Linked DNA regions of Mus musculus: regions 1 and 3 are each linked to region 2. Evidence: chromatin loops called from intact Hi-C (ENCODE). Cell type or tissue: left cerebral cortex. All regions are shown on one strand.

Region 1 (8,000 bases), 51 kb after region 2:
GGGCCAACCTGGTGCCTCACCCAGCTCTGGGAGACCTGAGCTCATCCAAGCTAGCTGCCAGGACTGGGCAGGTTAATCCAGGGCCCTGGTGCCTCCACTCTTCCTTGGTAATGGCATGTATGGTCAACTGTTGGGAAGGAATCCATAAAGGAGCAGGCCTCCTTCTCTACCTACACTGTGGAAGAAGGGGGTTTCTTTGCTGTTCTCACCGAGCCCCTGCCAGGCTGTGTTCCTGAAACCCCACATGCTGTGTGCTCCAGCATTTTCCATCTGCAGTCCCCCTGGGGTTGGTGCCTTGCACAAACCTGCTGGTGCTTCTGACCTGGCCCGGGTGGGTGAGACTGCCTGAGGAGGGGCTCTCTCTTGAGTGCTGCCTTCCTTCCTTGGCAACTGTGTGGTGGTACCTGTGTGTTTGCTGATGTCCAAGGCTTCTTATTAATTTGACAAAATTAAATCCTGCAAAATAATTTAATTTCTCTCCCCTTATTTTCCTTGCTGGTGATCACTGTGTAGATAGATACCAGGCCCCATCCTTCCCACTGGCTAAGAAGTTCCTAGTCTTTGATGGGATGGAACAGTGCCTGTTGGATTCCAGACAGGACCTACAGGCCCTGGAGCTGAGACTGGTTTGGGGGTACTGAGAAAGTTGGCCTCTGCTTATTGGTGATCCTGTCCTGTCCATGGAGATATCCTTGGAGTGGTTTTGTGCCTTTGCTTCTCAGGGGTGTGGCTCTAAGACCCAGGTAAACCCAGGAGTGATGTGTGGCTGAAAACTGTGCCCTCATTTGAATCTTTTCTGGGAAGTTAACTCTGGCAGGCTCTCCCTTCTGCTTGGGAACTGAACTCTGTGTCTGGATACAGTTTTAGTACCTTCACCTCTGACCCAGTGCCCTCATCAGTTTTCTTTCACATCTACCTATTGGCTTCGGTGCTTTCAAGGGACTGGTAGGACCCTAACCTCCCTTGAGGGATTGTCTACAAAGACCTCACCCATTTTTTATTCTGGAGATACCTGGGAACTCCCAGGAGCTTCCTCTGTGTGGGACAAGGACATCAAAGGTGAGCATAGCAGTAGGGTTTGTGCTTGGCTTTGGGGTGTTTTCATGGGTTTCCCAAAGTAGGGTATACCCTGAAGATTTTTATGAAGGAACAGTTTCTTAGTGCAAACACTGTGAGGATAGACGGGGTAAGCAAAGGCAGAGACTGCCAATGTACTACTTGACTCTAGAACTTTCCATAAGCAAACAAATATAGCATAGCTTACCATGAAGAGGAGCTGTGCTGGGCAAGGAGGGGAAAGAGGGGAATTGAGTTACAGAAGAGCCAGGAGGGTGTAGTGGTGCAGGGCACAACTATGTAGGCTTGGTGCAGACAATTGTGAGGAGGCTCTGTCCTTCCCACGGAGCAGGCAGCCATACTTTGGCCCACTTAGATGCAAGGCTCCCTCGTCCCCCCGCTGCAGCCCCAGGGTCAGCCCTGGCTAGTCTTACTTTTCATGGTCCTGGAACGTAAGCCAAGCCTTTATTTGATTCTTTTCTCCTAAAGTTCAGCTTTGTTTTTGCCCCAGCCAAGGCTTCTAAGAAAGCAACCTAAAACCAGCTCCGGTCTGGTTCTCGCAGGCTGGGTGCAGGCACTTGCCAGCACAGGTGGCCTGAGGACAAGGTAGCAAATGAGCCAGTTGTCCTCGGTCCCTGGGGACCAGGTTGGCCTTGTCACCTTCTGGGAGTATAATGGCCCCTTCACTTCGTGAGCTGGACTGGCCCAGGTCCTGGGCGCCAGCCCCTGAGGTATGGACATAAATGCCTCACCTGCTCAGGTCAAAGCAAATCAGAGACATCATCAGTCTACGTGGTAGCAGGCCCAAGCTGCAAGCTTTACAGATTCTGTTTTGATCTGTGCTCTAAAACTTCCCCAGAGTCCACCCTAACCCCACTATACAACCGACACCGGAGACTGCAGACCATAGGAAATGACCAATGCCGGCAGGACGGAGAATTTAACTTGGCCCACAAGCCAGGCTCACTCTGTTAGGAGGGGCTGGTCCCATGAGTTTTACTCTGTCCCTGGCCAGGCTTCAGGAGAGCCTCTGTTTGATTGGGATTGCCTGTGGCAGAAGTTGTGGCTGTCTGAGCAGAAAGCATCTCTATGGTGGGTGCTGTCCACCTGGGAATGGAGCCTTTTTGTCTCTTTCGTGCCCTACATCTCTGAGTAGCACAGTTGCTCTCTAGCCAGGCTCAGCATTTAGCTAGCATCCCATACAGCCCTGAGCACACCTTGTCTTGCCCAAGATGGGCTTGTGAGTCCTACCTGTACAATTTCTGGAAAGAAGCAGCCACTAAGTGTGTGTGGGGGGGGGGGGAAAGGAGGCGGAGGGACTGTCCTGGATAGGGTATGGCCCAGAGGTGACCCTGACAAGCCCTGAGTCTCCTGGCCTTGTGCAGAACCTCCTTTCAGCCAGACTGAGCACTTGTTTGTAATCTTCAGGTCCCAGAGAACCTCATGGCCAGCCACCCTGAGGGTTCTCATTACCTCCTTTAAGGAGGCAAGGACGACAAAGGCTTGGAGGGTTCTACAGGCTGGGCTTGCTGGCAGCTTCCACACCTGGACTCCCCCCCCCCCCAATCCCTGTTCATGGGAGCCCACAATGTGTAAATAAGGAGGTGCCAGATGGCTCCATTTTGTTGTTCTCTTGGTGTCTTGGAGGGTACACTGGGAATGCAGGACCATTAATACTACCGCCTGCTGAGCCTGCGTCACCTTGATAGTATTGCTTCTCAGTAGACATCTCCATTGCCACCCTTGACCCTTTCCTTTCTTGCAGGTAGAATATGTTCTTTCTGGAAGCATGGTTAGTGACAGTGAGAGAAACTGAGGCAGGCTGCCCAATAGCTCTCCCTAAGGCCCTTGCAATTAAGCAAATGCTGTGAGCCTGGAAGAAGCCTACCCTTTGCCCAAGCAGAACATGACTGGCCCGTCCCAGAAAAAGACCCGTAAAGGGCACAGGAGACACCTTACTTAGTTGCATAGCTGGTCTCTATTTGCAAGAACTGTTTCAGGGAGCTGAAGGAGCAGGTACCCTTAACCTTACAGGGGTCTGCCTGGCGATAAAGTTCCTCCTTTCTTAAAGAGCCAGTCAGATACGAGAAGATGGAGTGAGGTAGAGGTAGCGTTCTGGACCCACAAGTCTGACTGTTAAGGAGCCTGTGGCCCAGCAGAGTGTTTGGCTCTGAGGCTCTGAGGCAAAGTGGGGGAGATAGCTCCAGGGTCCTAACCCCTTCCCAATCTGTGCCTCTTTAGGACCCCTTTGGCACCCTTTTTCCTATTCCCCATCTCCTGACTGTGCTTGCCCCCTTCCCCATCCCCTAGCCCCGTGCCCTGCCTCCTGCCCAGTCTCTTGCTACCCAGGAAGAGTTAAGTTCTATGCGTTGCCAGCTCTGCAGACTGTTTGGAATAGTTTAAATGCTTTGACACTGGGTCTGTACAGGATGGCAGGGAGGCAGTTTACTGGGTAATTCATATGCAAAACTGCACTATAAATTTCCAAGCTGTCTCAGTTGCCGTGGCACCACGAAGCATTTCTCCACGTACAGTACAGTATTTCTGCCATCTTTGTTTGCATTGCAGTGAGTCATCAAAAGTCTGTCTTGCACCAACACCCGGAGCCGTGCATTCCTCTGGCACCAACGCGCCACTGTTTTTAAAGCTGGGGCTGGGAGCTGGCATTTACTTCAGCTCCCAAATCAAAGGCGGCTATTCATTCCCGAGAGCTGCCTGGATGTTCGTCTGCATCCGGCTGCTTCATTGAGATGCTGCGCGCTGCCCGGGAGAGCCGGCCTGGGTGCAGCTGAGCTGCGGCCGCTGAGCCCAGCGCCCAGCTCTCTGCCACCCCCACCCCTCCTGCAGGGCTCCTCACGCCCTCCCCACCTCAGGGTTCCTTGCTGCATTCCCCGAGCAGCTGGCGGGCCGGTGTGCGGGAGCCTGCTGCCAGGCTGAGTGGGCAGTGTCTGCCGCCGGCCACAGCCGCTGAAGGTAGGTCTTTCCTCTCCGGTTCCTGTCTGCCGGCCAGCCCAACAACTTCTCAGTAGCGGGGGCACTGCGGGACGCCCCGGAGCTGCGCCCACCTGCCCAACTCCTGGCGCAGGGTGGCTCCGTCCTCCTCTACAGCCACCCGGCGCCTCTGCGGCCGCCCGCACTTTCCTCCCGCGGGACACAGCGGCCCTTTGTGCGGCTCTGCAGAGTTGGGCCAGGGCCTGCGCCTTCTCCGGTCACCGCCCCCCCCCTCCAACTCCCCCGCCATCAGCAGAGTCCTATGCTGATAAACAGTGGCGACCTGCCCTCTACCCCTGCCCCCTGGCGGGCTTAGTCCTGAGACCCTTCTACTTACCTGGGCTGGGACCAAGCCAGCTGGGATTGGCCGGTTTTGGAAGTGGGGCGGAGGGAGGGCGCACGGGGCGGGAGGCTGCTCTGCGACAAGCACCAACTCCTTTTGCATCCCTGAGGGTGCTCAGGACCAGGGTCTGGGTTTGGGGCGCCTGGAGCTGCCAGGAAACACAGAGTGTACCCGGAGCCCTTCCACCCGACAAATAGAGGTCTGTCCCCAAGAAAAGAGTGGAGGAAGGAGCCCACTGAGTTCCCCCTTGTCCACCTTCCTTGTTCCTCCTTATCCGGCAGAGGAAGCTTGAAGCCGAGCAAGGGCTCTGAGAGGGGACGCTGCTCTGCAGTTCCTCAGAGTGCCCTCCGCAGGCTGCTCAGTGGGCAAAGAGGAAAAACAGACCTGAAACTAAAGCCCTCCCTGCTCTGGGGCTTCTCAGGGAAAGCTGCACAGTGAGGGGCTTTGGGCTCAGGGAACTTTTTCCCTCTAGATGAGGAGTCCCTGAGATTGCTTCTGGGCTTGGCCCTTACTACCTTCCACCCCAATCAGTGGGTGACTTGTCTGTCCAGTTCACTCCTCTCTTGTTTTCTGGAGGGCTCGAGCCTCTGTCCTGTGTCCTCTGCGCAGATGGGGAGAACAAAGCCCTGCCCTCAGAATTACTGAGAGTAGTCCATGGCTTCTGTGAACGCAGTAGGTGACAGGGGTTCTCATGCTTGTGTGGGGTCAGGATCACTGCCCTGCCTCCAAGCCGGGATCCAGATCCTGAGATACCTCCCCACCCCACCCCAAGTCCTTCTGGAAGGAACGTTCTAGCCGAGGAGAGTGTCTTAAGCAGGGCACTGCCCTTGTCAAAGGCTGGGAGCAGGTTGCTATACAGGGATGGGGGTCATCTGGCATTCAGTTGACCACAGTGTTCCCCCAACAGATGTGCCTCATCCAGGCTGCCCCACGTTGAGTCTGAGACCCACCCACCACAGCACCCACCATGTCTCAGATGCTGCACATCGAGATCCCCAACTTCGGGAACACAGTGCTTGGCTGTCTCAACGAACAGCGCCTGTTAGGCCTCTACTGTGATGTGTCCATCGTGGTCAAAGGCCAGGCCTTCAAGGCCCACCGTGCCGTCTTGGCCGCCAGCAGCCTCTATTTCCGAGACCTCTTCAGTGGTAATAGCAAGAGTGCATTCGAGCTGCCGGGCACGGTGCCGCCTGCCTGCTTCCAGCAGATTCTGTCCTTCTGCTACACAGGTAAGCTTACCATGGCGGCCAGCGAGCAGCTCGTGGTCATGTACACAGCCGGCTTCCTGCAGATCCAGCACATCGTGGAGCGGGGCACAGATCTCATGTTCAAGGTGAGCTCACCCCACTGTGACTCGCAGACCGCCATGATCGAAGATGCCAGCTCGGAGCCCCAAAGTCCCTGCAACCAGCTGCAACCGGCCACTGCTGCCTATGTCACGTCTCCTTCTGTGCCCATCCCGCTTCTGACCCGTGTAAAGCATGAAGCTATGGAGATGCCGCCGGCCAGTGGCCCGGGCCTGGCTTCTAAACGCCCACTAGAGACGGGCCCTCGAGATGGTGTGGCAGTAGCTACAGGTGCTGCAGGGACACCTGGCACGGCCCCTCTGAAGCTGCCTCGAGTCTCCTACTATGGTGTGCCAAGCCTGGCCACTCTCATCCCCAGCATCCAGCAGGTACCCTATCCCCCGGGGGAGCGGACCAGTCCTGGGGCCAGCAGCCTGCCCACCACTGACAGCCCCACCTCCTACCACAACGAGGAGGATGAAGAGGATGACGAAGCCTATGATACCATGGTGGAGGAGCAGTATGGCCAGATGTATATTAAAGCCACAGGAAACTATGCAGGTAACAAACGGCAGGGCACCTTGCAAACTGCCCACAGAGGGCATGTTGCACGGTGGGACTTTCTGATGATTGTAGCCTGCTGTGGAAGGTCTCTATGCTGCAGGCAAGGTGTGTGGTCTGGAGGAGTTGGGCAGAAACCCAGATCCTGCCCATGGGGTCTGACACTAGTCTGTCAGACTTGCAGCGTGATGTGCAGAGCATTTCTGCCTGACATTGAACAAATGAAGGAGCTGGGGGGCTCAGTGGCCTAGGAGTCCCTTTAGGGTTTAATGACTCTTGCACTTTTGTATAAGTATTTTGGAATGGAGCTCTGGGCCTCCTGGGTCTGGGTAGATAGCTTCTGTTTCCTTTTCATGGGGAGAATTGGAGCTGGTGTTCTCCTGATAGCAAGATACAGTGCTAGCCACTGCATTGGCCAGGGTGAGTAGGCCCACGACAGGGAATCCACCAGTATATAGGGCCTTCCATTCCTGCTCACCACCAGTTAGGAGTCCAGGGAAAGACCCAAGACCCCTTTGTTCCTGGGACCCCAAGGCTTGGAGGTGTCTGTAATACAGATCCTATTAAAGGTGCCCTTTCCTACTATGTTGATGGTTACACACAACTCTGAAACGGTGCTGGGGCAGAATTGGTGTGAGCTGAGGGCAGGGGAAGCTCCCTGGGATTCCACAGAGCTGGGAAAGGACCTGGTCTCTACTCATTCCTTAAGACCATGCTTGCACAGCCCCTACCTCCCCTGGCGCCCTTGGAAGAGTGGAAACAGGGCAAAGTGTATCCAGTATCGTGTGTGTTGAACCTGCTCATCAGGGCTTGGATAGTCTGACTCCCTAACTGCCTACACAGGGACAGTCCAGCTCTTTCAACAGGTTGGAGCCAGTGGCTTTGGAAGGTTTTGCAGAGCTGGCATGTATAGGGTGTGAACAGGAGGCCCGGCAGATCTCAGCCACCCTTGATCAGGCTAGTTGAATACTTCAGCTCTCTTGGTTCATAGATAGCTCTGAGTGTTAGGGGCTATGGGACAGGGACCTTGCCAAGGGTGTTCTGTGAAGTCGTGGGTGTCAGGAGGGAGTCGGGCTTGACCCATTTTGTGGTGGTGAAGTACCCTGGAACATGGACAGGCTGTGGGATGGGCCCTGCTCTGTTGGCCCCCCGTACACAGTCTAGCTTTCCTTGTCTCTCTCTTCAGCAGGCCTGTAAGTGGGGCAGAGAAGGGGGTGTGCAATTTCTTGGTTAAAATCTAGGTTATTGGTGGTGACGCTGCTACCCTGGGTGTGCTTGAGAAGGGAGTCATGGGATGAGCAGGTAGAGGGAAGACCTGGCCCTGACCATGGAACTGCACGCTCCCTGTGTCTGGCTTTGACTGGGGAGAGCCTCACACCCACCGCCTGAGCCGGTGGCCCATTGCTCCCTGATCAGACAAGATGCCTAAGTCTGAGCTGATAGACTCTGGATTATTTTCAGGTACTCCTAAAAAGGCTGACTCCCTCTGGCTTTAGTTTCCCACCCCAAGTGAGGGGCTAGCCAGTACCACTCAAAGACCTACTGTCCACTTTGTGTCCTGAGGTGTAATGGTGGCTAGGACCCCCTTGCCACCTCGCCCTTTAAGAGCTGTTCCCAGTGTGCTTTGCTGTACCACTTATAACAACACCCTGTCTGAAACCAGGCATGATGATCTGCCCTGTAATTCTAGCACTCAGGAGGTGAAAGCAGAAGGTTCAGAACTTCAAGGTCATTGGGTACATAGGCAATTGGAGGCCAGCCTG
Region 2 (8,000 bases):
GTCTGGAGTGCCCCTGCAGTCTGCTTGGATTCGGAGACCTCTTAGAGGTGGCCATAATCTGCAGCACCAGATGGTTAGAGCTCAGTGTGGACACGGTATGTATGCCTCTGTGTTGGCTCTGTTCCCACAGTGTCCATGCCAAATCGTCTCCTCAGGCCCGCCTGCAGGGCCCAGCACAGTGTCCAGCTCTGCCCACCCCACAGAAGACACAAGCTGTACTTGGGAAATGAAACTTTTCCAAGTACACTTCAGTTCTCAAGTGAGGGAGGAATGATGGGGGGGGGGGAGGGGAGCTTCCAGTGAGGCCCTACAGGAGAAGGCCAGGAGCTCAGAGTCAAGCGAGAGGACAGGTGTCAGAATGGAGGACACCCACTCTTCACTTCCCCAACCCCAGGCAGGGGAGCTGGTCATTCCCCAGGCTAGTGTCTGTCTTCTTCATAGGAGGTACAAGTAGGAGCAGCCTCCCAAGGAAACTTGGCAGAGTGCTTGCCACACACGAGGTCCTGGGTTCCACCCCCAGTATGACAAATAAATAAACAGAGCAATTAGATATATATATATATATCATGCTGTTCTCCATGGTCCCAATGGCCACAGGGCTACTGCCTCAGTTTGGGGCCCTGCCTGGCCCCTTAAGGTGCGTTCACAGGAATTCATCTTTGCCTAGCCTCCACATCACTCTGGGGCTGATTAAATTAGCGAATGCAATCACAATCTGAAGCAAGTTAATTGAGAGAATTTATTTGGGCCTGACAGTTTTATGCATGGTTGATTAAGTATTATAAGGTTTGTTTTTGATTTTGCATAATTTAACTTTAAATCCTGCACTGGGGGGCCTATCAACCATTAACGACCAAAATAAACCTCTTTTAAGATGCATCCATTTATGATTTATTTCTGAGTGCAGTATCTTCCAGATTTTTTTTTTTTTTTGGTGCTGTTGCCAAAGTGACAAATATGTTTAAAGTGACATTTTGAGCCATCCCCTTTGCCCTATAAATCTTCTGGACTGGATACAAGTCATTAAAAGTTTTGAAAAAAAGTACAAGTTAGTATTTATATTGTAACGTGTGACATATAACTGCCTGTGTTTGTCTTTTGCATACCATAAACTATATCTTAATGCCATTCCCTGTGAGCCGAGCAGGTCGCCCTCGCTCCAGAGCAAAGATAAGAATGGCCACAAATCCTTACTGCTGTTGACAGGGAACCATTCAGTCAACAGTGGTCCAGGTAAGTTTCCAGTGAAATTAGCACAAGACTAGAACCCGAGGAAGACTAAGTTTGAACCCAGCCTCGCTGACCTTGTTGAGGTGGAGGGCTAGGTAGTTCAAAGGGCATGCTGACTAAGGGCCTCTGGCCTTGAGGCAAACATGGTGCCTCTGTCTTCCTGTGCTCGGGTCTCCTACCTGCACAGCCCAAGGAGCATTCCCCCCTTGTCTTTTGGCAATGTTTACTATTTATTCTGCCTTAGGCCTTGACTAAGGGTTTCTCTGCCATTAAATCATTAAGTTACTGCAAGGGCTGCCAACTCAGACTCAGGAAAGTGAAGCACTGCACCTGTGAGAGGGTGGGGACACTTCAGACCAGTGTGGCCCTGTAGTCATGGTCCTAGTAGTTTCTCGTGCCTCTCACAAAGCCTCCAGAGGCATGCCCGGGTGTCTCTTCAGCACCCAAGGCAGCCTCTGTCCTCCTGTGCGGCTGGACCTGGGTGGGTTAATGCATCTCGAGGCCCCTGGGCCTATCACCCCCAGCCTCTGTCTTGAATGTCCCTTCACAAGGCATGCATGTAAAAGGGTGCAATGGTGCAAAGCAAACACCCACAAGAGGTGGGTCCTCCTGCATTTTGGAGTCAAGCCCTCTCCTTGTCAGTAAAATGGAGGCTAAGCTGTTGTCCTTGAAGTAGTTTATAAAGATTAATGTGGGGCTGGTGAGATGGCTCAGTGGTTAAGAGTGCCGACTGCTCTTCCGAAGGTCCCGAGTTCAAATCCCAGCAACCACATGGTGGCTCACAACCATCCGTAACGAAATCTGATGCCCTCTTCTGGAGTATCTGAGGACAGCTACAGTGTACTTACATATAATAAATAAATAAATCAAAAAAATTTTTTAAATGATTAATGTGGCCCATTTCCTCACTCAAATCACAGAAGAGAGAAGCTCAAAGTGAGAAAGACACTTGTTTCAAAGGACGACTGCGTCTGCTCTCAGATGGTGCAGACAGCAAGAGGGCCACTGGGTTCCTGACACAGCTCCCCAGCCCTGAATGCTGTTAGAATGGCACCAAACAGCCACAGACAGGAATGAGCTTGTCCCGTGCATGTTTACACCAGAGCGGAGCAGAAAGCAGAGGCAGCCCAGAAGCCTCTCACTTAAGACTCTGGGCAGGCAGAAGCAATAACTCACAGGATGACTAAGGCACAGGGCAGTGGCTCAGACAGTGTGGGAGGACTTTGAATGATGAGGGACAGAGGGTGTTGGGACCACATGCCCTCCCTTAACCCGGGGAAACAAGGGTGGCCTGTGTGTCTTGTGGACTGTATTGGCCTGTGTGGCCTATAAGCTCAGGACGATCCTTGCCTGAGGTCAGTGACATCACATGGAAAGTGGTGGACTTCACTGAAATACAACATAGCCTAGTATGCTTAATCCTGGCTGAACCCTTAGCACCACCAAAATAAAAAATAAATAAAAAAGAGGAGGAGGGGTGGGGAATGGACTAATCTACACCTCCTGCTGTAACAAACGCCTAGAGAGAGGCAGTTTACCCAACAGGTATCCATTGCCTCCCATCCCAGCCTTCACGGCATCTGGGCATCCCTCCTGTGTGTGCACACATGCATGTGTGTGTTCCTCTGCATGTTTGTCTGTATCATGATCTCCAGTCATCTTGGATTAGGACCTATCACCATAGAGACTCCACTTTACAGTACTGACCTCTTTCAAGGCCTCAAGTCTCCGAATAGTTACATGCTGACACCCTTAGGGTTAGGACGTCAACATACAGGTGTGCAGAACATAATTCAACTCAAGGGTCTTCTCTCCCTCTCGGTTCTACAAGCCAGGAACTTCTGCAGGTTGCAGAAAGGATGCTTGAGCTGTCTGCTGGTGAAGGGACTTGCAGTGTTTTCAGGTTGGCAGTGTTTCTGGGTCATCATCTCACTGCAGACAGCAAGCTGGCATTGGCTGCTGGCCAGAGGCCTTCAGTTTCTCCCTACAGGGCTCAAGGTGGCAACTGTCAGCTGTTATGCCATCCCTCCAGTTCCTGGGAGAAGTCCGTGAGGGCAGGGAGGGTACCACAGTGAGCTCTGTGACCTGGCCTCCTAAGTCACTCAGTGAGCTCTGGGCAATATGAAGTGTTGTCCTCACAGAAGGGACCATACAGGGCTACCTGAATGCTGCTTCTGGAGCAGCAGGAAGAGAAGTGCCTTGCTGTGGGCCAGGCCATCTTCTGCCAGCTTTACTGGACCAACAAAGCTAGGTCCACAACTTTCTGTGAGGGCCTATGCACTGCTTCCTCACTTTACAGACAAGGGGACTGAGACCAGGGAGGCTGAGTCTTTAATCCTAGCTGGAAGCGGTGGCTGGGACACAGAGCAGGCAGCCTACTCAGCACCATTTCTTTTTGTTGTTGTTGTTGTTTTTGTTGTTTCAAGACAGTGTTTATGTAACTCTGGCTATCCTAGAACTCATCCTGTAGACCAGGCTAGCCTCGAACTCCAAGATCCACCTGCCCCTGCCTCCAGAGTGCTGAGATTAAAGGTGTGCACCACCACCTCCTGGCAAACATCTGTCATTTCTACCATGACGACAGCCCAAGAAGGGCACCCATCTTGGAATCCTGGGGTAAAGAAGTAATTGTGTCAGGGATACAAGAGACCAGGGGATTTTATCAAGAACTATCACTGTCTCAGGTTGAAATTCAGTCACCAAGGACCAGGAAGGACTAAGCCTCCAGCAAACAGTGGCTAGAGTGTGCAGAGTTGACAAGTGACACCTGCTACATACAGCATGGTGCAAGAGCTGGCATCTGAGGTGAAGATGATGTGGAAGGACCACATGCCACATAGCAAGTAAACTTAAGAAAAATCTCTCACCTTGTCAGTGAAAGGGAGGCTGAGCTGGTGTCCTTGAAGTGCTTTATATGGATTCAAATGGCCTGTTTCCTCACTCAGCACAGAGGAGAGAAGCTCAAAGTGAAGAAAACAGCCTTCCTTCCTTCCTTCCTTCCTTCCTTCCTTTCTTTCTTTCTTTCTTTCTTTCTTTCTTTCTTTCTTTCTTTCTTTCTTTGTGTGTAGCCCAGGCTGGCCTCGAACTCAGAAATCCGCCTGCCTCTGCCTCCCAAGTGCTGGAATTAAAGGCGTGCGCCACCACTGCCTGGCAGGAAAGCATCATTTCAAGTGAGGGTTGCACCCACTCTCAGGCAGTGCGGACAGCACGAAGGCCACTGGGTCCTGATGCTACCCGGCTCTGACTGTTCTGTAAAGATGGCACCAAGGCAGCCACAGACACAAATGAGATGGCCTCAGTCCCATGGGCCCCGTGCCTGGGTTTGGACTATACCTTCCTCTCATTTCTGTAGGTCTTTAAGAGTCTGGGGCCAGGTGTGGTGGTCCCAGCACTCGGGAGGCAGAGGCAGGCAGATTTCTGAGTTCAAGGCCAGCCTGGTCTACAAAGTGAGTTCCAGGACAGCCAAGGCTACACAGAGAAACCCTGTCTTGAAAAACCAAAATAAATAAATAAAATAAAATAAAATAAAAATTTAAAAAAAGTCTGGGACATGCCGTGCACAGTCCCAGCAGGTGGCGCCAGGCCACTGTCCAGTGCTTGCCCACTGAGAAGCCCAGAGCAGATAGCAGGGTGGAAGCTGACAGACAGACTTCAGGTAGACTTTCTATGGCGGGACTGTCCTATAGCAAACAGAACAACTGAGATTGGATCCTATCCTTGGGGATGACCCTGCTGTGGTCTGGATCATTCTGGAATCAGTTCGTGGGTGGTGGTACCCAACACTTCCAAGAACTAGCAGAAAGCAAGAGAGTAGAGGTCACAAGAAGCATCCTTTAGTGAGACGTTCAGGGTGCTTTCAGTCTCCGTCCAGTGGTCCAACATTAGAGGCCAAGAGCTGTCAGCAGCAGCTACCTGCCCAACCTCAGAGGGAGAGAGCCTCAAAGTCAGAGGTGTAGAGGACTCTGAGGGCTCTTACAGGAGCAACAGGGCTGAACAAGTGGAAAGGGACAGAGGGACAGAAAAAGTAGAGAAACTGGACATCTCTAGTAGGGACAGAACCAAGGGGGGAGCTAAAGGAGGGGACGATCAAGAAAACAGAAGATCATCACTCCAGGGTGACAGAAACTCAGGCCAGGGGAGGAAATGCTTCTTATTGTTTCGAGACAGGGTCACATAGTCCAGGGGCTCCAGTTGACTTAGACTTATTGTAAGCATTACTTCTGTGTGCATGGTGTGTGTGTGTGTGTGTGTGTGTGTGTGTGTGTGTGTAAGTCAGAGGGCAACAGGAGGGCATCAATTTTCACCTTTGTTATGTGGGTACCAAGGATTGTTAATTTGGTGGCAAGTGCCTTTACCCACAAGCCATCTCACTGACCCAAGATGTGTTTGACATACTCTCACCAAGAAGACCTGGCTGGCATAGAACTTACAGAGATCCGCCTGCCTCTGGAGTGCTGTGATTAAAAGAGAGTATAATGACATATGGCACATTCACTTATTTTTACATCTATTCATTCATTTGTGGGCTGTACTGGCAGGATGTGCACATGCCACTGCCTGTAGCTGCTCTTGGTCTTGCGTGGGCTGGGGCCTCCAAGTGTTCCCTGTGAAGTGCAAAGGTGCCTTGCAGCCAGCCCTAGGTTCCCCTTTCCTGCAAAGGGTCTGTTTCTCTTCCCTGGGAGCCTGCATTTGACGCCTGGGTAAGCAGGAGGGTCAATGTAGGATAACCCTGTAAGGCTACTTTCCGGTCCGTCATGGGATGATGGCCTGACCCAACCTTCTCTCCACATCCTAGCAACAAACGCACACATCAACTTTTAACTGAAACCTACCACACCTGCTTGCAGGAACCTGGCAAGGTCATTTAGACCGGTGACACACCAGCTTAACTCTTTCTTTTGGCGCTTCCAGGATCCTTGTGCTCTACAGCGAGTACCCCTAAAGCACGAGATCGCTTCATCTGCAACCGTCACTGCTCTCTGGGTGCCAGCGGCGCGCGTTGGGACACAGGAAAAACTCCACCGCACCACCAGAAAGGAGACAAGCTCACACCACAGCGAGAAAGCCCCTCCCACACTCGCGCACGCGCACTGACACGGAGAGGACCAGCCTCCTCGCCCTTAGTTCTCCCATCTGCGCCTGCGCGGGAGAGCTAAACTCACGCTCCGGCTGAGGCCGCGGGCCAATGACGTCACGGTCGGCTCACGGCGCGCGCACGCTAGTGCGCGTCCTCGGATAATGAGGAATTCCTGGATGCTCCGCGCGGGCCCGCGGTGGGCGCTGCGAGGCTTCACCGTGTCGTCGCGGGCGGAGGGGGCGTGAAGACCGTGCTACGGTGGCCGCCGAGGGACAACACTACGGCTCCCACGCTGGGACAAACGCCTCGGGCCCGGCCCGGGAGCGCCCTCCCCTCCGGGCCAGAGCCAGCCGGGGGCAACTGAAGGGCCGCGCGAAGCGACCCCGTCCTCGGCGGCATGTGCCCGCCTTGGCGTCGCACCCCCGGGGCACAAGCTCAGCCGCAGGCCCGGTCCCCAGCACCGTCGGCCCGCCGCATGGTTCCGGACACCGGCACCGCCACGGAGAGGGCACCGGGTGAGCCGCCGAGGACGGGCGGGGACCGGCCACGGACCTAAGGGCCGTCTCCACGGCAACGGCGCCCCGACACCGGAAGTGGCGCCCGCAGAAAACGCGGGCTGAGGGCCGGGGTCGCGCGTAGCCTATGGCTAGTGAGGGTCGTATCTCCACGCGCCGAGTTAGCGGGCCTTGGAGAGCTGGATGTCCTGCTCTAGGGTCCCGTGCTCAGAGACGCGTGCCCCGCGCCGGGCCGCGCCATGGCATGCACCTCCACCCGAGTACACCTGCTGCAGACCGCATCCCCCTCCTGTGCGGTGTCCAGTGACACGCCTGAATGAGGCCATTGCCCTGTCTAGCTGGGTAAAACATAGCTAAGCCTCCCCGGCTCGGGACAGGTTTCCTCCCACTGCGCCTCGGCCGCAGCTGCGCTGGCGGCCATTTGCTCAGGACCTACGGCGGTGACAGAAGCCGTTGGAGTGGAAGTCGCAAAAGCCTGTTGGCGATGTTGCCCTGTCCTGTTACCAACTTTTGGTCTCTAGTGTCCCATAGTTTGAAATTTAGTGTTTTTTTTCCCCCATATGCAAATTAACATAGGCTGCTGCGAATGACAATTGCTTGGTGAAACAAGGAACCACACGCCATTTCTCCTCTCTGTGTCCCAGTTTGGAGAACTCTGACACTATGTCCAGCCTAGATAAGCCAGTAATGCTTTTGTTGTGTACAGGCAGCCCCAGGGAAGAGGTCTTGGTGCCTCAATTTACGGAGCAAGATCAGTGGGAGGTGAGATGGTAACCTGCCAAAATAATGCCAAAGTTCAGGCCCAGCAAGTAACCTTAGGGGCTTGCTATGTGGACACCCCCTTCATCCCAGTCCTCTTGTGACTCTGCATGGAGTGTCCTTGAAGGGGACTGTTATAAGTCACTATGGAAGTAATGGGGAGTACTGGGCAACCAGTAGCCGGGTGTGTGGGTCTTCAAGAAACTAAAGAGTGAGCTTAGCTAGAGCACTACTGTCCCCGTTTTATCCCTGGCAGTCCTAGGGACCCTCTCCCGGCCGGCGGCTGCTGAGGGGCATAGTTACTGTTGCTTTCCTCTCCCAGCACTGGGAGGTAGAATGTTAACCATTGGCCTGCACAGGCTGAGGACTCATGAAAAGAGTCAAAAGTGCATCCTTGGGTTGCAACTGAGTTACTGACA
Region 3 (8,000 bases), 280 kb after region 2:
GGCCCAAGTCCCAGATCCCATGCCCAGGCAGAGATACCAGAAGGAGGAAGGTATAACTGACCCTGGGACTACTCTATATCGAGGGTCACCTGACTTCTCTGCCCCAAAGCTCACCTTCCAGGCTCTGCTCCTTGTTATGGAGCTCAGTGTATAGTAGGGGACAGATCATCCAACTGCCTGTATAGCTAAGTGGAGAGGCATGGTCAACCCCTCACCCCATGTAAAACTGAGTGTAGAGACTTGTGGAAACCAGCCCTGGTCCTGGACAATGATCTGAAAAGTCTCAACCTATATCTTGCTTAGGACACCTGAGAGTACCTGAACATTCCAGAATCTTTCAGACCCTGTCCTCATTTTTCCTGCTGAAACCAGGCCTTGATTCAACCATCTAGGAGGCACAAGAGTATATCCACGGGGCACAGGGAGATGGAGAGAGAGCACACTGACATCTAAGTGAGCTCCTGGAGTCCAGGGAGCTGGCCCTTCTGACTTTGGTGACCCCTAGCTGAGCGCCCCAGCCCAGAGAAGGGTGCAGGTTAAGTCAGGCAGCAGTCCACAGCCTGTCCCGTTCATCAGTCGAGCCTCTGCAGAGCCAGGGAAGCACCTAGATGGTGTTTGAAATGAAGTCCCTGTGGGAGGCAGCACCGTCTGATGTTTTCCTGGGTTCAGAAGCCTTGGGCAGAAAACACAGGACAGAACCCAGTGCCAGTCAGTGGGCAGGAGTGCTCAGCTTGCTCCAGGGCCTCACAGGCCTATCATCATCTCCTGCTCTGTCCTCTGCCATGGCAGTTCCCATCTCCTGCCCCATCAGTTCACTTGAAGTCTGCTCTTGGCAGGTATGAAGCCCCAGTCAGCTGGGTAGCTCCAGTCTTGAGTGTGCTGGAGATGCTACTGTGCTTTCTGGGGTTCCTAGCTCCATCTCTGATCCTGTGCTCTGGCCTTTCCTTGATTGCCTCATCCCTCATCACCAGTAGTACCCTGCTTCCTTCTTGAACCCCTTTTGTCACCTTGGACTCTTGACCAGGCATGACCTACATATCCCACCCACTACCACCCTGGCTCAAGCCAGGCCACACCCTCCATCGTCAAAGCTCCTTTTCCATTTCTGAACAAGCATTACTGGATGCTTGTGTGTGTTAACTTGGGATCCATAAGGGCTCCTGGTCAAGGCCCAAGGAACCTCCAAAGGAGAACTAGATGTGTCCCTAATACTTCCCACCTTAGAGCTACCCTCGAGGGCTTCATGCACAAACTCTGGTCCCAGTGCCCTCTGGTCACCTACTGCTGGCTCAAGGTGCAAATAGGAGGCTACTTGTCCTGGAAGGGATGTACAGAGAGTGGGGCGGGGTGGGGCGGGGTGTGGTGCAAGCAGGGCTGCCCAGCAGAGGCAGAGGTGAGGGTTCTGGATCCAAATGGTTATATGCAGCAGAAGAGGCAGACTACAAGGGTAGAGGTAAGGACGGGGCATCGGAAGCTGTGGGAGTGGTTAGGATGTGGAGCCAGGCTCTGGTCCCGAGGGCAAGCTCGTTCAAGAGTGATGAGGAGGGCACTTAGTGGGCATCCAGCTATCCAGCGGAGTTCTCCACTCCCAGCTCAGCCCCTCCCCATCAGCAGCACTGCCCAGCCCAGCTCTATGGTCATTAACAATCTCAGTGAGTAGTTCTGAGTGCAGGGCTGTCCCTCGAGGCACCTTTCCTTAATCTCGGTGTTGGAGACTTGGGTAGAGGGCCTGCATCTCATGAGAAGGGTTCAGCTTAGTCCCCAAAGGGTAACTTGGTGCACTTTCAGTTCCTGACAGGAAGGGATAGGAGGTTCCACAGGCTCTCTACTCCCCATGGCTGTCCTTAATGGGGGGCACCCCACTGCCCTGGCCACAGGGCACTTTCTGCTTCCCATTTTTTATGATTCTATCAGAACGTACTCAATGCTTTTGCCTCAGAGAAGTGAGCTGAGCTCCACTGTCTGAGAGCCAGGGACAGCACAGATGGGGCCTGCACTGGCCTGCCGTCTGCAGCAGCACCTTGGACCCCTGAAGACTTCCCTTCAGGTTTGAACTGAGCAGACTAATCCAGGGACAAACCTGCTTTCACCTGCCTAGAGCCCAGCCAGTGGTGACCTACTAGGTCCTGTCTTCCCATGGCTGGCTCTTCTGAGCAGCCTGGCAGTGCCCTGTTCATCCTGCAGACAAAGGGCCAGTGGTGGTACTGAAGCCTTAGTCTCTCTTACAGACCAGGACAAGACTCTGAGATTCAGACACTCCTTCAACACCACAGCCTGAGGCCTCTCATAACATCCTCTCAGGGGTCTTCATACATTTACAGGGAGAATGTGAGTCTATACTCCCACCCCCAGATCAGGGAACTTGGAGGGGGTAGTTCTGGGTGGAGAGTATACCCAACCTCTTTAAGATGCCCAGGACTCCCGTAGCTGGGACAGTAAGGTATCATAAGGGGCAAGGCCTTGGTCTAGAACCTTGAATGCAACAGGAGCCACTGAGCTCTCTCTGACTGTTCCCCACCCCTTGAAGGTCTCAGAACTTAGCACAGATGGTGGGAGTTTATCCGCAGTAACATGGGCCCCAGTGTGGGTGAGATCTCAACTCTGCCCCTCATGGGCTGTGTGCAGTGCTCAGTGTCCTTAAGAGTGCCCAGGCTGGCGGTGCAGCCTCATTTGCACATGTGGGTGGCTGAGCACCTCCCTGTCAAGGCCTCGGAAGCTGCAGTGACTCACCAGCAGTAAGTAGCTTTATTCCTATGGAGAACAGGAAACCCACACGGCCCTTCCTGCCTGCTTACAGTCTTCCAAGAGTCGGGGTGTATATCCCCCCACTTTTGCCCAGCAGAGCTAGTTGTGGGGCAAGACCAGTGGGCAAAGAGGGAGGTGCTAAACATCTAACCTGAGCCTGTCCTGTGCTGGGACACAGTTAGCCCAGCCCCCCCCCAGCCCCCCGCTGAGACCACTACCCCAGGCTGTGAGGGTACATCTATGCTACATCTCCCTGGTGCAGAAGCCCATTGCCTGCAGCCTGGGACCCAGCTGGCTACTCCAGAGAACTCCTGGGAGAAAGCAGGGCAGATAGAGCCTCCCCTCCCTCTGTCCCTGACTAAGCCCTCCTAGACACATGGCACAGTTGCTTAGGCCAACATCATAGTAGTGAAGAAGGGTTCCCAGTGCCATCGTCCACTTTGAGAACCAGTGATGATGCAGAAGGAAGAGGAGACAGGTATGGAGGAGGGGGAGGGAATGGACAAAGCTTTGGTGGGAGTGACAGCAGGACCATCGGGCAGGTTCCAGGCAGCAGGAGGGACCTCCTCTGCCCTCTCCGTATTCAGCTTGAAGTCTGTGCTGGGTCTGTGTACACACAGGGCTCAGATGCTCTGGAGCAGACCTCAGCCCACAGTTTTCTGTATTACCTGCCTGTGATGAGAACCTAGGGGCTCAGAGGGACCAAAGCCTGAAAGTCATGAGAGGCTAGACTCACCCACTAGGCTGATACTAAGATAGCTTTAGAGATAAGGGAGTGACTTGGAAGGGAAGGGAAGGGAAGGGAAGGGAAGGGAAGGGAAGGGAAGGGAAGGGAAGGGAAGGGAGAGAAATATTCAGGATGGTTGTGTTCTGTCTTCTGAGAGTCGAGGGTTGTGCCAACCCTGGCTTTGTTTAATCTTACTGTTTTAAAATTCATGTTTCATTATGTATCACAATTAAAAACATTGCACAAAGTGCCACTGCCCTAACAGCAGTTTCTCACCCCAGGGCAGAAGACAGCTGTTACCAGGCAGACTGTGGCTGCCACCCTATGGCTGACAACAGGAATCTTCACTATCCATGCCTGGAAAGGAAGGGAGGCAGTCTTTCAGCTACATCAGCTAGTCACTGGCATCTGTCCAGTCAGGCCCCAGGCACTTTGGGAAGACAGATGCCGTTTCTTACCAAGCACTGGGATGGGAGAACTCTCCGCAGCTGCTAATTCCCGGAACTCACCGAATCCCAGTGGAGCAGGCACCAGGAGGGAGGGGGTGCTGACTTAAGATGTCAGGCACAGGAAATGGGACTCACAGAAGCCCAAGCCCTGCCATGTGAAGTCCCCACCTGCAGATGGCAGAGCCAAGACAACCTATCTTTCTCTCTGTCTGAGCAGACACTGCTAACTAGACCAAAGCCAGGGTCTTCCTCAGGCAGGTATGTGTGTTACTGTAGCACTTGGTTCAAAAGACAAGAAAACATGACATCAAAATGCATCTCTAAAACCAGATGCAGCGACACACGGCTGCAAATCCCAGCACTCAAGGAGCTGAGGCAGGAGGATGCTGAATCAAAGCAAGTCTGGGCTACATAGCAAAAGACATGAGAACAGACATGCCTGCACAGGATCCAACCTCCCTGGTTCTAACCAGTGAAGACTTGGAACACACACCCGTGCACACACGTCTCTGCCCTGCTCTGTAGGATGAATGGTTCTGAACACCCAGGGACGTCTGTTAGAATATCATTGGTCCAGTAGGCAAAGCAATGATCAAGCTCACTCTGCATGCACTCCAGCTCTGAACACACTGACCTATTCACAAACATGATTCGTTCTCAGTAGTGATTTCCCAGTTGGTTGTTTCAAGTGCTCAGTGTGTGTCCTGACAATTTGCAGGCTCATGTACTTTCTGTCCTAACTCAAGGAACTACGTTGTTTGGGGGAAAGTGCATCCAAGTCCAAGGTTGGGGGAGACATAGCCCTGGGAAGGTGATGAACAGAAGTAGAAGTTTCTGATCATAAGCCAGCCTTTCCAAGTCTGCCAGTGTCCTTCACCATCTTCCCTTGCTGAAAGGAAAGCACCTCCCCTGAGGCTGGCAGCAAGAACACTAGTGTTTACCAAGAGAGTTATTTGGGGAAAAGGCAGAAAGAGACATTTCTTTCCAGCTTCCTGCCAAGCCCCTTCACTTAGGAGCTATTTCCATAGTATCATTCGGTTGACCCCTGCTTAAAGCACAGAGGAGAATTTGCGGTGAGGGAACGTCATACCGCCATACCGCCTTCACTCTGAAAATATGACCATGCTGAAACTGGAGTCTGAAGGACACTGACCCCTGGTGACTACTTGGCTGGCTGCGGGGCTCTGCGACCATCGTGCGTGCAGATCTGACTGATCCTCAAATCAGTGGAGCGCTGGGGTTGGGGATGAGAACGGACGTACGTGCACGGGGAGACAGAGCTAGCCCCCTACTCCACCCTCAACCCCCGTGCATCAGAGCCTGCTAGCACCCCCGCGTCCTGCTCCAGGTCCCCGCAGGAAGAGGCGCCGGATCCCAGCCCACCCAAAACTTTCTATCCAGGGAAACCGAGAAAGTTGAAGAACGTTGTGGCGGCTGCTGGGACAGAGCGGGGGTTGGGGTGGGGGTGGGGGGCGTGAAGGGTGCGCGTGCGCTCGTGCGGGACTCAGCACCGCGGACAGCTCCGCCACTTACCTATCGTCGTTCGGGAATGGCTGGTCTCCTAAAAGCAGGTCACGGAATCGGTACCTTGGCGGCAAGGGCAGCACCTCCGTGTCCAGGTCGTTCATTGTGAGGCGGCGGTGTCCAGGAGCACGTCCCCGCGGCCGACTTTCCCTGAGCAGGGTCGCCTGCAGGCACAAGGCAGCGCCCCCTCACCGCCCGCGCCCTCGCCGGTCGCGCGCAGACCCCTGCGAGCCCTTCCCGGCCTCCGCGACCCCCCGCGGGGGCGGGACAAGCACCTGCAGGGGGAGGGGCTGAGGGCGGAGCTCGGCGGGGGCGGGGCGCCTCCCGGGTCCTCCGGGCGGGCTTAAGGTTTTTCTTTTCCCAGGAGATGTGTGTGTGTGTGTGTGTGTGTGTGTGTGTGTGTGTGTGTGTGTGTGTCGGGGGTGGGGGGCGGATGGGAGTGGTCATGGCTAACTCCAGAACATTGTTTACTTGAAGGTCCCTGGTCTTCCTTGAGTTGGCTGGCATAGGAGCCCTCCTCTTCCCTGGACTCAAGCCAGGCAAGCCTCCCCGCCCCCACAGTCGGCTCCAAGGCCAGTTGCTCAGCTTTTCTTCAGGTTCTGGAGCCAGCATCTCCACCCCCCAAGGCCTCCTCTCAGCCTCTCACTGCTGACTGGCAAGAGGCAGTTTAAGAGGAGGCCCTCTAGGGCCAACAAATCAGAAAAGATGAGATTCACGACTCTGGACTTCCAAGGACTCCTACCCCAATCGTGGGAGTCACTGATATGAACTGGGACATGTGGAGCATGCTGGGGCAGCCTTATGTACACCAGGAAGGTCTTGTCCCCAGCGGCCAGCAGTATGTCCACCCTTTGCCTTTTCTGGTCTTTCTCTTCCTCCATATCCATATTCAGCTGTACTAAACAGACACAGCAGCTGGAGACTGGCTGGCAGAGGGCCCCAGGCTCCAGTTCCCAGCCTCCTGAGGCAGTAAGCTGGGGACATTTATCTTCAGCCTCCAAACCGCAGCTATCTGTAGAAACTTCTGCCTACAGCATAGGACTCAGTAAGCAGCTTAAACACACCAAGTGAGAACAGGCTTAGACTCAACTGCACCCACGAACTGACAGGACTGTGGGCATTGGCACAAGTGGGGGACTGTGGTCCACTGGGCTCCTGACCTAACCAGGGTCCTATGCTTCTTGTACCCTGGCATGGCAGAGCTCCTGGCCCTCAGCCCAGCCTGTTGTCAATCTAGCCTTCCAGCACCCCACAGTAGAATTCAGTCGGTAGAATGCCCAGTTCCCTCCTACCTGACTTAGCAGTGCCCCAGTGTGGCTCAGCCAAGAGCAAAGAGCCCAAGAAGGCAGCCAGTGTTCACACTTAAGTACGCAGCACCAGTCCACTGGACCTGCTTAAGCTTCTCCAAATAAGGCCTGAGGGGAAGGGGTTTGCTCTATGTTTGTTCAAAGTAGGCCACAGGGGTAGAAGATGAAGGGGACATTTACCTCAGGCAGAGTTTGGACTCTCATTCTCAAGTTGGGAAGAGTGGGTGTATTGTCCACCCTGGTCCTCCCACCCTCAGACTACCAGCACACTGACAAGTGTAGGCACTCCCTTCCTCTGGAGGCTGGGGATGCTCAGTGGCTGTCTCAGGCCATGGCTGCCAGTGGCAACACTCACATGTTTCTCAGATCACAGCTCCAACCTCTGGGATCTGGCAGCACTTGAAAAATAACATTTTCCTAATAGCATCGGCGGAGTTGATTGTTATTTCTTAGTCACAAGCTGGCTGGGCCTGGGGAGGTGCTGGCAGGTGGGGAAGCACATGGCCAGGGCTCAGGGCTTTATTTCTTTTGGCAAGCCTCCCAGGAAGGCAGCACCAGGTGCCTAGGAGCTGCACTCTCTGCTGCCCTGACCTTTTGGGCACTTCTGAATTTTTCCCTCTTGGCCTCAAGATCCAAGGGGTCAGGGGTCAGGGGTCAGGGGAGAGTCTCTGCTTACTTCAGGGGGCCTCAGGGAAAGGAGATGCACCTGAAGTCAGACCTGGTCCTGCCCCCACCCAGCTGTGGTTTGGGAGCAGTGACAGGCAGGCTGTTCTTGCAACCTTAGAGTGCTGCTGCACAAGAGTGCACAAGAGTGAGCAGGCGCTGTGAGTGGGCATCCCCTGGACCTCCTGCCACCAGCTCCCCCTTCATGTTCCTTAGTGGTGCCTAGCCCCTCCACACCCTACAAACTCGAATTGACTATTAAGCAGACCAGGGCCCCTAGAGCCTCTTGGGAGAGTGCCCATGGTAGGAGGGCTGTGGTTGAAATATGTCAATATTTCTGTTCACTGCATGTCCCAGGCTTTGGGAGATAGTGGGGAGGACTCAGCCATGTTGGGAAGAACTTTGGGGCAAGCATGGCAGGGCAACTAGAGGATTCTGTAAAGGTGGGACAACTGGAGAGAGAACATGGCTCTAGCCCACCTTCCAGGATTCAGGGGTCCACTTCTTATTCCGTTTCTCATTCTTTCCCTGGGTGACCCCGGGAGAGCCTAGGAGACAGATAGGACCCAGAGTTAATCTCTATCA

Evidence for each region. Peaks named below come from ENCODE experiments on the same cell type or tissue, not always from the same donor. Only the 100,000 strongest peaks of a DNase experiment are listed, where the experiment ranks them.
Region 1: it touches region 2 in a loop (3-fold over the local background); 5 of 42 quality-filtered maps call a loop at or near these places.
Region 3: it touches region 2 in a loop (2.4-fold over the local background); 3 of 42 quality-filtered maps call a loop at or near these places.

The regions. Positions count from the first base shown.
Region 1 is chr2:26,087,780-26,095,779 of GRCm38, reverse strand. It overlaps Nacc2 (nucleus accumbens associated 2, BEN and BTB (POZ) domain containing), which reads left to right and starts at 3,384. Exons shown (of 6, transcript NM_001037098.1): 1 at 3,384-4,029; 2 at 5,298-6,237. The coding sequence starts at 5,358. In left cerebral cortex, a CTCF peak has its summit at 4,714 (motif pointing left); DNase peaks (open chromatin) are centred at 3,674, 4,485 and 4,672; H3K4me3 peaks cover 1,915 bases; H3K27ac peaks cover 2,297 bases.
Region 2 is chr2:26,138,961-26,146,960 of GRCm38, reverse strand. Tmem250-ps (transmembrane protein 250, pseudogene) reads left to right here and starts at 6,455. Exons shown (of 2, transcript NM_001256521.1): 1 at 6,455-6,822. In left cerebral cortex, a CTCF peak has its summit at 4,802 (motif pointing right); DNase peaks (open chromatin) are centred at 4,825, 5,332, 5,814, 6,399 and 1 more place; H3K4me3 peaks cover 2,199 bases; H3K27ac peaks cover 1,979 bases.
Region 3 is chr2:25,861,517-25,869,516 of GRCm38, reverse strand. It overlaps a transcript of Kcnt1 not described here. Among named protein-coding and RNA genes, the nearest start is that of Kcnt1, 12 kb to the left of the region's middle. In left cerebral cortex, CTCF peaks have their summits at 3,797 and 5,086 (motif pointing left); DNase peaks (open chromatin) are centred at 5,570, 6,035, 6,468, 7,139 and 5 more places; H3K4me3 peaks cover 1,540 bases; H3K27ac peaks cover 3,635 bases.